2 separate regions of the Mus musculus genome follow, and region 1 is linked to region 2. The links are chromatin loops, found by intact Hi-C in ENCODE. Cell type or tissue: left cerebral cortex. All regions are shown on one strand.

Region 1 (4,000 bases), 150 kb before region 2:
CCCAGCCTACAAAATTGTACCAACCCATCCAGGATGGGTTATTCTACCTGAGTTAGGTATACTCAATAACACAATTCTCTCACAGGCATGCCCACAGGCCAACCTTATCTAGATGATCGCTCATTTAGAATCCCTCCAGCTGATTCCAGATCATGTCAAGTTGACAATTAAATCTAACTATCGTGGGTGGCCGTAATATTACTATGTGATATAATTAATGGGACCACACTTGTATATGGCTACCCACTGTGAACCAAAATGTAATTTTACAATCATGACTGCAGATCAACTTTCATTTTTATAACTGATGCTTTTGTAACCTATTTAAGAAACTTTTGCAATATATATGTATATATGTGTGTGTGTGCGCGCGCCCGCGCGCCTGTATTATGCATGTGTGTGTGTTTGTCTGTCTCTGTGTATGTGTATGGGGTGTTTGCAACCCAGGCACTCTACCACTGACCTATGCTCACAAATCTATAATGATTTAAAAACACCTAAGTTAGACTATGTACTATTGGAAATGATAGATCAATTACATACAAATAAAGCTAAAATCACTATTTCTATATTAAATACAACATATCACCTATGTGCTTGCTTATATGTCATATATAATTGACATATTACATATGTCAATTCTCTCTTTAAAGACTTATTTTGAATGGTGTGTACTTGGGTGTGTCTGTGTGTAGGTATTCACCAGTGGAGGTGCCTATAGAGACAGAGGTGTTAGATCCCTTGGAGCTGGAGTTATTGGAATTATGGACTTATGCAAATCTCCCTATGTGGGTTCTTGGAACTGAAATGAGGTCTTTTGTAAGAGCAGTATGTGCTATCAATCTCTCTGGTCGGTTCCATATACTGATTCCTCCCCCCCCCGCTTTGGTTTTTTTTGAGACAGGGTTTCTCTGTGTAGCCCTGGCTCTCCTGGAACTCACTTTGTAGACCAGGCTGACCTCGAATTCAGAAATCCGCCTGCCTCTGCCTCCCGAGTGCTGGGATTAAAGGCGTGCGCCACCACTGCCTGGCCATATACTTATTCTTTAGTGAATTGATTTCTCCTGAGCTGTGTAATGACTCATTTGATAGTGTCCAATTTCCATCTGGAAATTTCTCTAAAAATTTTCATGGAATAAGGAAAGGATAACAGTAGACTTTTAAAAGTCACATGCTGCTGAGTTTTTGAGCAATGATATGGTGCTGATGTAGTTAAGGGATGTCACTTAAGGCTCAGCTTTTCAAATGCTAAACATTCACTGTGTGAAAGTGGGCTTTTTCAAATGTCTGAAACCCCTTTGCAGCCAAGGAAAGCTTTGCATTTAAAAAGATCACAAACTTATGAGGTTAACACGGATAAGTCAAAAGTCCTGAAGTTAAAGGAGGTCCCTGCTGGCAAGAGGAGAGGCAGGCAGCGAGAAAAACCTGGGCTAGCATATTTGAAAAAACATTCTGTGAAATGAAAGATGTTGTTGCTTGAGTCCTTCTGGAGCCAGACTGGGCAAAGCCCTCATGGAAATGGCTGGAACAATAATTCATAACTTAGTAATTCATGGGCCAGATTAATCTTTCTTGGCACGCTTACTCATCTGAAAAAAGATTTACTAGAAGAAAATCCCTTCTGAGTTGACCGGGAGGCACCTGTCATCATCAGGAGAGAACCCACAGACGGTAGCACCCGCTGATAACACCCTAAGATGTGTGGATCCGCAGTGACTCATGCAAGAGGAACATGAAACAAACACCCAGATCTGGAAGGCAGACCCAAGAGGATCCCATGGAAGCCAAACCTCCCAGGCAGGGCTGGCAAAATGGCTCACTCACATTATTGTTCTTGCAGACGACCTGAGGCTGGGTTCCAGCACCTGCATTAAGCAGCTCCCAGCTTTCTGCAACTCCAGTTTCAGGAGGGCCCTTACCTCTCTCACCTCTCTAGGCAGATACACATGTATTCATATATTTTTTATTTTTATTTTAAATTTGGGCTAGAGAGATGGCTCAGCGGTTCTTCCAGAGGCCCTGAGTTCAATTCCCAGCAACCACATGGTGGCTCACAACCATCTGTAATGGGCATCCAATGCCCTCTTCTGGTGTGTCTGAAGACAGCTACAGAGTACTCATATAACAAACAAACAAACCCAGATAACCTGGGAGACCATAAGACAATGCCTTTAATCCCAGCACTTGGGGAGGCAAAGGCAAGCAGAACTCAAGAGTCCCGTGTACAGAGTGAACTCCAGGACAGCCGTGGCTACATAGAGAAACCCTGTCTCAAAAAACCCCAAACCACACAGACTCCTATAATGCAAAGGTCTTTAGAGTGAAGCAGTTCACAGCACTGTGAAAGCCCTGTTCTCCGAGTTTCTTTAACATGTCTCCAGGTTAAGCTGCCAGCCTCCTCTTCCTACCCCCTACCGCATGAATGCGTTCTATCCCGCTGGCTGCCAAGGACCTGTCCACCTCTGTACTCATTTCCAGAACTGAGAATATAAATATCACGGGTTTACCCAACTTTGTGCACACCACCATCACCTCCCACCTCAACAGCCTGCAGTCCTTCCCCTACGCACACTTGCCAAGTTTGGCTAGACCAGATCATTATTACCGTCAAAGATTAGCCTCTCAAATAAGAGAGGATTAAAAACAGTTGCCCAAAATATCTTTCATTCTCCCTGACTGCCTGGAAAAATCTCCCACTCTTCTCCTCCACGTCTAGACGACTGGTCTCCAGGCTTCTTTCTACCAGGGCTTCCTTTATCCTGCTGTTTCTGAATGCATCTACCGGCACACAGTCCAGAGACTTCCGGCTGCTCTGCTGCTTGAATGTGTATGTGCATCGTCTAAGCAGCCACCAAGCGTACGTGCGGGTTGCCTTCCCAGGAGACTGAGAGTTCTCACGAAGGCCTTCCTGTCTGAAGCCATTCAAACATCATTTTCCCCTCTTGAGAGGGCAAAGAGGATAGAAACATTAAGAATGAACATGAAAATCATGACCATAATATTAATGGCTTCAACAATACAAACAATGGGTGCTTCGGAGGGAAGGGCCCATGGCTGGCAGGCTTTGGAACAGCAGAGCTAAACACATTCTCCCATGAGTCTTCCAAAAGGCTGGGCTCATAGAGGACTCACATTTCCTGGAAGAACATGGGCACAGTGTGATCCTCCCTCACAGATGAAGAAGCTGAGGCCCATAGAAGACACTGGTCCCACATCCCTTGTCTCATGGATGGAGCTGGAAACTGAACCCAGTTCTGGCTGATACCTGTGCACGCTTCCTCCCCTACCCCATGTTTCCCTACCACAGGCTTGGATCGCTTGAGAAGGCGAGATCCCCTCGTGGCAAACAGTGGCCCAACCCTGCATTGGTTATCAGCTAAATGTGTTCCTGGTTCCAAATTGACAATATGGACACGGTTTGAAAAACCAGACATCTAGAAGGTCTCTGAGACACTTGCCCCACCCCCATCTGAATCCAGAACGCCTTCCACACGGGAAGTCGGTAGGAAGAACTGTCTGGAACGTAGGTCCTATTCCTGGCTCCTACCCAATGACCTTTGGGATTTCCTTAGCTGCTTGGACCTCATCTATAAAATAAGGAATGTGACAACAGAGGTTTCAAAGGTCCTTGCGTCTCTCCAGAACTTGGAGAGCCTCCCTGGGAACTGATTATACAGGGTCGATCAACTCTGGCAAGCTGACCACTGCCTCTTTTCTGCACACAGGTTTAAAGGGGCCTCTCTCAGAGCTCCTGGTGGGGTGCTGCTTGTCGCCCTGAGGTGAGAGCCTTCAGAGAGTCTCTGCAGGCCTCTCTCCCAGATGCTAGCCCTTTCTGGCAAAAGTCAGCCTCTACTGCTCATTTCAACACGATGCCGCCTAATCATTCCCATTGATCGATACAAAATAACTCATTTTTGCAAATGGAGCCTTAAGGTATTCCACTTCATGGACCCATGCTATTTATCTTCTCTGAGAATAAAGACAGAAGGCCAGGTGACAG
Region 2 (4,000 bases):
ATGACTACTGGTTGAATGAGTGTCAACCAATTTGGTCAATATTCATTTCTGAATTTACTGAGTGCCTATTATGAAAAAGGCACAGGGATAGGCATGTATTGTGGTTCATAACAGGCACTCAATAGATTCTGGAATGAATATTAACCCAAAATGGTTGACACTCACTTTTTCAACCAATACTCATCAGGCACTTGTATGCACCAGGCACAGAGATGGGTCCTGGGAAAACAACTACTAACTTCCCAACATTGACAATATTGACATTAAAAAGAACTATGGCAATGCTGGTAGGATTGCTCAGTGGGTAAAGATACCTACCCCCCCAGCCTGATGACCCGAGTTCAATCCCCAGGACCCATACAGTAGAGGGAGTGAACCCAGTCCCTCAAGTTATTCTCAGAACTCTACAGGCATTCTATAGCACAGGCATTTGGCACCCCCTTCTCCATCACACACAGAATAAATAAACATAAGTAGTTTCCTGCTAAACTCTATTTGTGTGTTTGTTTACTATTGAGACAGGTATCCCAGGCTAGCCCTAGACTTGCTACATAGCTCAGGATGACCTTGAACTCCTAATCCTCCTGCCTCCCCTTGCCATGTGATGTTATTATAGGCATGCATATCTGGTTTATACCATGCTAGGGATTGAACCTGGGAGTTTGTGCATGCTAAGCAAACACTCTATCAACCGAGCTTCATACATGCCCAGTCCTTATATTTTCTTCTTAATCATCCCTGAACCATGATTCTTGAAGTACAGACGAAGAAAGAAATCAAGCCACTTACACACCTCAATGTAAAAGAATCTCTGAAATTTTACTTTCAGAGTCTATTTAAACAGGCTTGCTGCTTACCGCCTAAGCAAAGGTTGCCTGTACATTCACCCCTGAGCCTGCTGATGGTCTGGAGTGTCCCCACACTCTTCATCTCAGGTGGAATTTACTTTAAAACATTTTGGGCCAGACCGATTTCAAGCAATGCCAACCACATCCTAAGCCCTTGAGGCGGTGAGCTAATGTTTGAAGGACACTTACAGGACTCAGCCCCCTCTGGCTGCCTCAAGCACTTGAAATATCATTATCCAAATCTGCGGCAGAAGGTTTCTGCAGTTACTAGAAGTCAGAAATCTTCTCTTCACCTGTCTAATTTGAGATTGTCAAGGGACTTGGTGAGAAAGGTCTGTAAACACCCCTAATGTTGTTAGCTGGGCTCTATGAGTCAATTTTACCAGCTCCTGCAAGCCAGCTTTAGTTCTATAGACAGACCAGTGTTCCCCCCCCCCTTTCCCACCCCCCAGTGATTCTGTCACTGGAGCTGATGACCAAGTCTGGTGAGTCTCCCTTCAGACCATTGCTGAGTGTTCTGCAGGGTGAACCTGATGAGAAGAAAGGTTCATTGGAGATGACTCCAGCCTAAGAGACGCAGATCCCAGGACGGGTTCTGCTCCTGCTTGCAGATACCCACTGCATCTGGCCAACATTCAGGATTGACTTTCAACACCGATTCACCACCTGGTACTGGGGTCCTAGGTCAGGGATGCACGGTTCTCAACCTCTCCTGGTAATTTCAAGCTATTAATGCTGAATAATGACTAGCTAATCGGCTCAGGTGGGTATGTGACAGGCATTGTCCTACCTTGGTGTCTTAGGAAAAACTCATTTATGTTTCAACACTCAACTCAGAGACTTGCTCCTACCCCCTGCACTGCAAACATTTTCTTGATAAACAATCCCCTGCCCAGGACCTTTAAGAGTTGCAGGTAAGCTGAGATCCTGGCAAGAGAGAGATCACATGTGGAGGTAGGACTCACGTCTTGCTTCGGTGGCCACAAGTGATGAACACTCAGTAAACAGTGTATACTGGATGGCAGAGCTCCCTGTGTACCAAAGTGATTTCTTTTCCTACTTCCCTGTCACGGGTCCCCTATGCCCAGCCAGCACACCTCTTCCCTATCTTCTCTGCCTAAACATTCTCTTTTCTCCGACTCCTTTCTTCATCGTATAAGGGACTTCCAGTTCCTCCCACATCAAGCCCGCCTTATGGTATCAGTAGCGCTTAAATACCATCCCCCCACTCCTTTCTCCCTCTATGGCTCAGCTTACTTCACTACTCCATCTTATCAAAACTTGAGATGAGTTCCAGCTTCCCGAATCCCCACCGACACCCCCTGGAACTTCTCCAGCAATTATTTTACTCGTGGGGAGTGTTTAACCACTCCAACCAGATGTCCTAAATCCATTTAATTATTTACTAAGTATACAATGAAAGGGTCCCCTGACTGAGAGAAATCTTCGTGAACTCTGACTAACCTGACAGAGTCTGTTTTGTTTGTTTGAGATGAGCTCTCGCTATGTTATCCTCACGTAATCTATTGTTGTTGTTGTTATTATCATCATCATTATTATCTCCCTTTTTCGAGACAGGATCTCACTATGTAGCGTGTGGCCTCCAAGTTGTGATCCGCCTCGCCCAGCCTCCCAAGTGCTAGGATTACAGATGTGAGCCATCACACCTGGCCTGATGCAAAATCTCACTCAAACTGCAGCCCACTAATAAGTGTTCCTAACGTCAGTTGGAGATGATCTGATTGTTCTCTTCAGAGACAGAACACCGGTGCAATGTGCAGCTCTGCCCCTGTGTCTGCCTCCCTAGCTTGAACCCCACACTTAAGCTCCCCTTGTGCTGGACCAAAACCAAAACAAAACAAAAAGTACGTTCCAGCCCACAGAGGTGTTTGGCTCTGCTTGGCCCCTGAGAATTGTCTCCGAACAGAGCATTGTCAGATGAACCCATTGCAGCTGCTGTGTGACCCTGCAGGCCTGGCCTGTGCCCAGTCTTTCCAGGTGGCTCTAATAGCGAGCACCACATCCCTGCAAAGGGTCTCCTAGAAACTCTTAAGTAGATCTAAAGTTACAGAGTATGCCAGAGGCTGTCCTATATCCCTACAGACATGGCTAGCATGTCTGGTGCCTGGGTTCGTTCATGTGCTGGCAGAGAAAATACAGGGACTCAGTTAAATTTAAATTACAGATGCAAATACATATATTTCTATTCCATCTCCTAAATATTACATACTAATTTTTTAATTATTGACTAATCTGGTAATATTAGTTTGTACCTGCTATTTGGCTTTTTATAAAAAGCTCTTTTACATTCAATAGGTGAGTAATTTAACACACACACACACACACACACACGTATAATGCCTTGTTAAAAATCAGAAGCCTTACCATCAAACAGACAGCATACACCAGCTGATATGAGGCCCTCAACACGCATACAGTAGAGGACTACTGGGTCTGTGTTCATTCAGAGATGATGCACCTAGCCCTCAAGAGACTGGAGGCCCTAGGGAGTTTAGAGGTCAGGTAGGGTGGGGAGGTGGGGGCACCGAAGTAGAGATGGGGTGGGGTGGGGAGGAGGTGTGGGATGTGGAGCAGTCGGAGGGTGGATGGGGAGGGGTGGAGAATGGAGTGTAGAAAAAAAATCAATTACAAATAAAATTAAATTAAAACAAATAAACAAACAAACAAACACCCAGAAGCTCAGTAGTTAAGAGCACTAACTGTTCTTCCAGAGGTCCTGAGTTGGATTCCCAGCAACCACATGGTGGCTCACAACTATCTGTAATGAGATCTGATGCCCTCTTCTAGTGTGTCTGAAGACAGCTACAGTGTACTCATATACATAAGATAAATAAATCTTAAAACAAACAAACAAAAAACCAGAGGCCTTGAAAATAGCCTTTGTGGTATCTTTCACTGATGTCTCCCTACAAGGAGAGGGTTAATCACTTTCTCTACAACTGAGTTGAAGCCCCTCACCTCTCCCTCGCCTTCCTCACTCAGTCTGTAATTCTCTCCCCTTGCCACTCCTTTTGCATCGTTAAGTTCAGCCTCAGTAACCCTTCTTCTCTTTCCAAGTAATTACCGTACGAACGTGAGTTTAACTTTGCCTTGCTCTCTTACACATCTCCTGGAACAAGTCACTGAGCCAC

The links. Hi-C counts contacts between places; a loop is a spot of excess contacts. Peaks named below come from ENCODE experiments on the same cell type or tissue, not always from the same donor. Only the 100,000 strongest peaks of a DNase experiment are listed, where the experiment ranks them.
Region 1: it touches region 2 in a loop (3-fold over the local background); 1 of 42 quality-filtered maps calls a loop at or near these places.

Annotation. Positions count from the first base shown.
Region 1 is chr15:12,413,197-12,417,196 of GRCm38, forward strand. All of the region lies in intron 8 of Pdzd2 (PDZ domain containing 2), which reads right to left. Among named protein-coding and RNA genes, the nearest start is that of Gm52211, 77 kb to the right of the region's middle. In left cerebral cortex, no CTCF peak of the experiment used is centred here; DNase peaks (open chromatin) are centred at 1,706 and 2,587.
Region 2 is chr15:12,558,582-12,562,581 of GRCm38, forward strand. All of the region lies in intron 3 of Pdzd2 (PDZ domain containing 2), which reads right to left. Among named protein-coding and RNA genes, the nearest start is that of Gm52211, 69 kb to the left of the region's middle. In left cerebral cortex, no CTCF peak of the experiment used is centred here; a DNase peak (open chromatin) is centred at 2,029.